Regions from separate parts of the Mus musculus genome. Here regions 2 and 3 are each linked to region 1. The links are chromatin loops, found by intact Hi-C in ENCODE. Cell type or tissue: left cerebral cortex. All regions are shown on one strand. Region 1 has its middle 54 kb from the start of Gm41289. Region 2 overlaps Sema5a (sema domain, seven thrombospondin repeats (type 1 and type 1-like), transmembrane domain (TM) and short cytoplasmic domain, (semaphorin) 5A). Region 3 overlaps Sema5a (sema domain, seven thrombospondin repeats (type 1 and type 1-like), transmembrane domain (TM) and short cytoplasmic domain, (semaphorin) 5A).

Region 1 (2,500 bases):
AGACACAAGAGTTTAGCAAACCCTCTACCAAAACAAGACATTCTAGTTTAGCAAGCACAGGAGAAAGTGGTTGCATCATTAGTCATCTGGGGAATGTGAAGCTAACTTGAAATACTGCTATGCTCCTATTACAGTGATTAAACTCAATGGCAATACTAACTGTAGGGGAGGATTTGGAGCGCAGAGAAATACAGATTGTTGATGGTAATCAAAATGGAATAGCCGCATTAGAAAACAGTTCAACAGTTTCTTATCAAGCTGTATGTTTATTACAGAGTCCTACAACACTTAAATATTTACTCAGAGAAATGAGAACATATGTCCATACAAAGATTTGTATGCCAAATGCATAGGGTAAAATTAACAGTAGGAAAAGAATGGAAGGGGGTCCAAATGTCCAGCTGTTAGTGGATGAGTAAGCAGATTGTGGTATACCATAAAATGGAATGTGCCTTGGCAATAAAAAGAAAGAAATGCTGGCACGCAACAACAGAAATGAAGCCAAGAGTATTATACCAAGGCAAATGAGCTAGCCGCCCTAAAAAAAAGAAAAGAAAAGAAAAGAAAAAAGGTATATCTCATGATTCTACTCATAGGACATTCTGGGAAAAAAAGGACATCATGGTGACAGAAAAGAGATGTGGGCTTCTCTGATGCTGAGAGAAGGAGGAGGGATGTTCTTTTGACAGAAGAACTGCATGGAAATGTTTTGGGTGGCAGAATTTACTGTTGCAGCTGTAAAGTTCAAATTGGTAAAATTATAAGTTATTTTAAAATGCACTTGTAAATTTTAGTTTGTGTTATTTGTAAAATTCAGTGACACTGATGGAGAAAATATGGCTTTAAGTTAGGAGAGCTGATGATGTATTTCCAACCCCCGCACTGGAGAGGTAGAGATAGGATGTTGAGTTTGAGGCCAGGGCTGGATAAACAATGAGGTGCAGGCAGCTGTAGGTACCAAATAAAGTTCTGACTCAAGAAGAAGAAAAAAGAAAAACAGAAGTGGAGTAGAGACTGAAGGAAAGACCATGCAGAGACCGCCCCACCTAGAGATCCATCCCATCTGCTGATACAAAAACAGACACAATGTCTGTGGGAGCACCCTCATAGAAGCAAGGGGTGGATTATGGGATGGGGGGGGGGCTTATGGAGGGGAAACCTGGAATTGGGACAACATTTGAAATGTAAGCACATAAAACATGCAAAAAAAAAAGTTTGGAGTCACCACCACATAACAGCAGACCGGCTGAAGACTCCCAGGGACATGCCAGCCGCCATGTGGTGAGCACAACTAAAGTGAGCATGCATGTGGTAGAGAGTTGGGAGAGAAAGAGAATTGGGATAACTGGTGCATTAGGAGGAGAGGAGGAAATAGAAATTCAAGGGTGGTGAGGAACAGCCTGATGCAAGTAGCCTATGCTGCCACCTCGAGGCCATGGTCAGGTACTGACCCATGCTACAGTCAAGGGTGGGCTATGTCTGCATCTATGGCCCAGAAGCAACAGTAGTCTGTTTTAACAAAAGAACAAAAACAAACAAACAAACAAACAAACAAACAAACAAACAAACAAACAAAAACAAAAAAGGAGATTTAGTTTAAAAATTTAGACTTTTAAGCCAAAACTATGATACTTCCACAATACAGCTGCCTAAGCAAGGCCTGTAATGTGTCGTCAATACCAATAAACATTCTAACTTGGAAGGAGGAAATACCATAGGGTCCCACCTGTAGACAAAGAACTCTACCCAATGACTGAGGATGGGATAGGAGGAATTCCTCTCTACCAGGAATGAGACTCCCAATTGCTTATCTAATACCAAGTGCTCAGCCCTGAAAACAAATACATACAAGCAACACTAAGCAGATTCAGTAGGTTGTATTTATATATTTATGCACATACAAAAGTAATAAAAAAAAAGGAGCCATCAATTTGAGGCAGGGGTGAGGACTAGACATAGAAGATGTTGGAGGGAAGAAAGGGAGGCAGGTAAAGTGATGTAATTAGGTTTTAACTTTTTAAAAAAATTACCTAATGAAAAGGCAAACGTTTAAAGCCTCATCATTGAGTAGCTCCAATGGTTTGGAATCTGAACCAGGAATGACATAGCCAGGATTGCTCAGTTTATAATCTGTCCTCCCCTAAGGAGCTGCACACAAGGTACCTTAGACCCTCAGTGACAAACAAACAAACAAACAAAAACTTCTAGGTGGTCTCACCTCCAAAAAGTGCCATAGCCTGATATCAATGCCACCTTGGTATACAAGAATTTAATCACAAAGTTGATGGCAGGACACAAGTTATGGAAAACAATAGCAATAAGTAGGATGAAGAGATGGGATGCATTCTGGAAAATAAGTAAATGATGGCGTGCGCTAGGGATGTAGCTCGCTGGTAGAATATTAGCTAGCATGACTGAGGCCCTGGGTTCATACCTAAAACCACACACACACACACACACACACGCATGCACGCACATGCACAAAATGGAAGGGAGGGAG
Region 2 (2,500 bases), 150 kb before region 1:
CAGTACTTTCTTAATTTTTTTCTTGCCTTTAGATTTATAATTCCCTTTAAATAATAAATGAGACAAATCTGACAGGCACTCCCTGCAAGATACATTCAGTTTATTATTTTTTTAGAGAATGACAAACACAAACACCTGGAGAATTAATAGAAATCAGAGGTTGGCCAATGGCCACCTAAAGTAGCCAGAGATACAGGTGGAAGAGAGGTGGCAAAATGGATGGGTAGCTCCACCTACTGGAAGACAAAGCCTGTCATCTCTGGAATTAAAAATTCAGGAAGCTTTTCAAAATCCCTTGTTGCTCCTCTTGTAGCTGTGTGAATTTAGTCCCAGCTGGTAGGGTCATATCTGCTATGGATCCCTACTTCATTATCTGGATGTTTGTTTTCACATGAGGAAATCCCAAGGAAGCCCTGGGTGTTGCCCTGCCTTCACCTCTTGCTATATATAAGAGCCTCAAGTGAGCTTGAAATAGCTAAAGGTAGATGCTACCCTGGGATCAGTGGAGGTCAACAGTCACTGTGGGCTCTGACCAGCCTGTTCCTTCTCCTTTCTCATTCTCCAGAAACAGCATCGCTGCCTCTGCTGTCTGTGTCTTCAACCTGAGCGCCATCTCACAGGCCTTCAATGGACCCTTCAAGTACCAAGAAAACTCTCGCTCAGCCTGGCTGCCTTATCCCAACCCCAACCCCAATTTTCAGGTAATCTCAGGGGAAGAGGGCATTACAAGAATCCTCTTTTAAGAATGAAGAAACTCAACATAGTGAGCTTGAGCAATTAAACCTTGGCTTCATGCACAGTGCAGCTGCGGTCTCCTGCCCCCCACAGCACAGCACCATCCTGTGCTTAGCGAGTATCAATAGAACACAGCCTTTTGTGGACTATGGCGCCTAGAAAAGAAAAAGGGGGGCTTTTGTGAGTTGTGGTGACTGATCCTTAACCGAAAAAGGGCAGTCTTCTGCAGTAGGCTAGGAATCCAGGCTTCAATTAGTGCTAATGATGATGGACTGTGTGCCCCAAATCTCTGATCCTTAATGAATGATGTTCCAATGAATAGGGCCCAGGGCACAGAGCAATGGGTCTTGACAAACAGAATTCGAGCTCTAATTGGCAAGTATGGTGAGGCTTCCTGTTGGGAAGGGGGACTGTGGCAGTGGCTGCTGGGAAAAGAGATCTGACTGGTGTGGATTCATCTTTCCGTCACCCAATTAGAATGTTCAAGCTGTGATGTCTTTGTGAAGCATCCCACCTCCAGTGCTCAGAAGAAGCAGAGACCTGGCAATGGTGCTGTTTATTTTGTTAGTTCAGACCACAGCTCTATTCATCTGCTTAAGCTACTGTAACAAAATACTGCAGTTTAGATAGTATTAAAAAAAAAAAGAGTCCCCTGTTTCATCACAGTTTGGAGACTATATCTTCAAGATCAATGTAACAGCAGGATCATTTTCTGGTGAGGTGTTGTCTTGCTTAGGGTTTTTATTGCTGTGAAGATATACCATTACCAAGGTAATTGTTATAAAGGACAGCGTTTAATGGGGACTGGCTTATAGTTTCAGAGGTTCAGTACCTTATTATCATGGTGGAAACCATGGCAGCATCCAGGAAGACAAGGCTGGAGAAGCTGAGAGTTCTACATCTTGTTCTGAAGGCTAACAGAAGACTGGTTTCAAGGCAGCTAGGAGAAGGGCCTCAAAATCTACCCCTACAAGGACACACTTCCTCTAACAAGGCCATACCTGCTTCAAAAAAGCCATACCTCCTAATAGTGCCATTCCCTGGGCCAAGCATATTCAAACCACCAAAGGTGTTGAAGATGACAAGATTTTCCTTACATCATCCCTTAGAAGAAAGACTCATCCCTGGTGTTTCTTCCTCCATCCTACTGGGTCAGACTCCTATGGCATGGAATGCTTCCTAGAGGTCCTGTCTTCAACTACTGCCATGCCGAGAGATAGATTCGACATAAGAATTTTAATGCAGCACACACAAGAGCAGCCTTCTCTGTGGGTCTGTTACTAACAACACAGGCAAAATATTTAACATCATCAAGTTCCAGATACTTGGTCTGATGTGTCATTTTTGTGACTATACATGTGGCATCAGTGTCACATGAATGACACTGTTCTATGTATAGAGAGGGGCATAGCGTCTCCAGGCAGGTCAAATAGCCAGGGCCACAGCTGCTTAGTGGTTAAGCTTGGATCTTACCACTGCCAGCAAAGGAAAAATCCCAATCTCAATCAACTAAGTTCCTGTTAGTAGCAATCATTGACTAGTGATATAAGACAGTCAGTCCTTCCTTCCAATTTTGGGTGGTTTAACATCCCAAATCATAAAACTCATGACTTCCAAGAAAACTGAGCTTTAGAAAAAGTTTAAATTTTTACAGGTAGATTTTGGTAATCATCAATCAATTACAATTGAATTTTTTCCTTTCAATATTTTAAGACTTTTATCAGAGAATGAGGCTAAGAATAAGATAAGTAGTTTGAGTATCATA
Region 3 (2,500 bases), 290 kb before region 1:
GTGAGTCTCTAAAGGACACTGTACCTTACATTTCACACAGGGTATTTTCTGAGAAGACTCCTTAGTACACTTTTTGCTAAATGGCTGGGAAGACACTCTATTAAACAGACCCAGAGAGTAGCCCAAGCAGATGATTCTCAACTAAATGTGAGATGTCAACAGGGACAGTGGTAATTCCCCATTCTTGTGTTTTATATATTAAAATGAATCCAGAGTGGCTGGAAGTGCCAATGGTTATACATGAACAACTAGGGAGAAAAGAGTGATCCGTGGGTAATTGTCAGTGCCTTATGGAAGGGATAATGGGAAAATAGCTAAGCATATTCTTAAAGAACCCAAGGCACAAAACTGTGTACAGTATAATTAAACAATGTTAAACCCAATACAAAGTAATTTACCCTTTCTACAGCTTAAATCACACTACATCTTTGATCTGATTAAATAGTGTTTGATGTTGATAAGCTATTTATTTGAAACCTCTTAAGCTGGTTTTCCCTCAAGGGACATGTTAAAAGCAAGATATTTCTCAGTGGAAAAGCTTTAAAATGCAATTGGGATAATCCTTGTGAGTATGTGATGCTCTCTCAAGAAAGATCTATGTAAAGAAAAAAAAAAAAAACTCACCTACATTTTGAAGCCTGATTGGTGAACTGAATGGTACAAAATAAGTTTGTATTAGAGGCCAGATGCGTTATTCACACCGTTTTTTATATGATGCAAGTTTCTTATTCTCAAGGTATTTGTGCAAAATTGCTCACTGTCTCTTCTGATTTAATTCAGCTTTTGAAAGCTCTTGAAGTCAATGTTTGGAATTTAGAGCAAAAAGAAAAAAGGAGAACATATGGAAATAATAAATTTATACGGTTGGTTATTAAAGATGCCTGCTATGAAAAAAATTTAACTTACACAGCAGTGAGAACTGGGGTGGAAACTCTGTAGTGAATGTCGCACGTGTTTGTCATTACCATCCTTATTTAAGACTTCCCTTCCTCCAAAGCCAAACATGGACATCCTAGGGATTTTTTTAGCAACCAATTTTAAGGCAGCCAATGAAATACTGTGTTTTCTCTAGCTCTATCTTGCTACATCCTGCCTACTTCCATATGCCCCTTTTTTCCTAGCCTCCCGAGATGCCTTTTTTTGTTTTTCTTTGATTCAGCCACCCAGTGCACAAATTAAAAATAGTTTTGGCTGCAACAGAGTCGCTGACCCTTCGCAGCACTGTGGCTCTTGGCAAGGGCCATGTAGCTGTTGCTTGAGGGGCATGGGTGGGAGCGATATGGTTGGATGGTATTCCGTGGTTTGCTTTGTAATTCTCAGAGTCTCCAGTTTTCTCTGCCTTCATACATTTGTGAAGCTTTGGTTGATATCGCCAAGCATTTCACACTCCAAGTGAAGGGAAGATATCTCCCTAAGGATGTGTAATTCTGTTGTGCAGCCACAACTCGACTTTGAGCAAAGTTAAAAATATTTCCGTGTTCTGGAGATATTTTATTTTTTCAAATAACCCTACTCTCTGACTTTCCAGAACTGTCCACATCCAAGTAATATGGTTCAGACTTATTCTTACCCTGCCTGAGAATCATGACCCCTGCCTTCCCGCTGCTGGAATTGGGGGAACAGTCCCTAACTGTGTAATGTGCAAATCAGTTCACAACTGCAGCTGCTTCTTGCTCTGTTTGTTTTTCATAGTCTGTGCGTTAACCGTTGGGTGTGTGTGAATAGGGTGGGGGCTTTGATCAGATAAAGCAAAACACAAGTCATCTCTCTGCAAGCCATGAGAGTTGGCTTTGTCCTGTGTGTTTTCATTCACACACTAAAAGGTTTACTCCCCTTATAGCCAGAGACCAAGCTTCTCTGACCACATGGCCTCATCAGGTTGTCTGTGCAGAGCATATGACAAGGGAATCTCATGAATGTGTAATGAGCTTTGGAGTACTACAGTCTTGGTGGTGAGATTTCTAACAGTGTATGTATAGAGACTCTGGGATGGAGAGATGGCTCAGCAGTTAAGAGCACTGGCTGCTCTTTCAGAGGACCTAGATTTTATTTCCAGCACCCACATGTTATCTTGTAACTGTCTTCCTGACTCCACAGGGATGGAAGATACACAGGGATATGGTGTACAGATAAATATGCTGCCAAAATTTCTACCTACATAAATTAAATTAATTAAAAATACTAGACTGGATTTTTTTTTCTTTTTTCTTTTTTTTTTTAAATTATTTTATTTATTTACATTCCAGCCATTGCCTCCCCTCTGGTCCCTCCTCCCACAGTTCTTTATTCCAGTTTTCCACCCCTTGCCTCTGAGAGGGTGCTCCCCACCACTAGGCATCTCTGTTCCCTGGAGTCTCAAGTCTCTTGAGGATTAGGCACATCTCCCACTGAGGCCAGACCAGGCAGACCTCTGCTATGTATGTGCCCTGGGCCTAGGATCAGTGTATGCTGCCTGGTTGATGGTTCAGTCTCTGGGAGCTCCCAGACATCTGGGTTAGTT

Evidence for each region. Peaks named below come from ENCODE experiments on the same cell type or tissue, not always from the same donor. Only the 100,000 strongest peaks of a DNase experiment are listed, where the experiment ranks them.
Region 2: it touches region 1 in a loop (2.1-fold over the local background); 7 of 42 quality-filtered maps call a loop at or near these places.
Region 3: a loop joins it to region 1, with 2.8 times the contacts of the local background. A loop is called at or near these places in 7 of 42 quality-filtered maps.

What each region holds. Positions count from the first base shown.
Region 1 is chr15:32,717,411-32,719,910 of GRCm38, forward strand. No RefSeq gene overlaps it. Among named protein-coding and RNA genes, the nearest start is that of Gm41289, 54 kb to the right of the region's middle. In left cerebral cortex, a CTCF peak has its summit at 1,433 (motif pointing left); DNase peaks (open chromatin) are centred at 457, 971 and 1,387.
Region 2 is chr15:32,568,147-32,570,646 of GRCm38, forward strand. Sema5a (sema domain, seven thrombospondin repeats (type 1 and type 1-like), transmembrane domain (TM) and short cytoplasmic domain, (semaphorin) 5A) reads left to right here. Exons shown (of 23, transcript NM_009154.2): 10 at 566-701. Among named protein-coding and RNA genes, the nearest start is that of Gm41289, 200 kb to the right of the region's middle. In left cerebral cortex, a CTCF peak has its summit at 235 (motif pointing left); DNase peaks (open chromatin) are centred at 236 and 996.
Region 3 is chr15:32,432,036-32,434,535 of GRCm38, forward strand. The region is part of intron 3 of Sema5a (sema domain, seven thrombospondin repeats (type 1 and type 1-like), transmembrane domain (TM) and short cytoplasmic domain, (semaphorin) 5A); the gene reads left to right. Among named protein-coding and RNA genes, the nearest start is that of Sema5a, 190 kb to the left of the region's middle. In left cerebral cortex, a CTCF peak has its summit at 1,439; DNase peaks (open chromatin) are centred at 1,111 and 1,843; H3K4me3 peaks cover 443 bases; H3K27ac peaks cover 691 bases.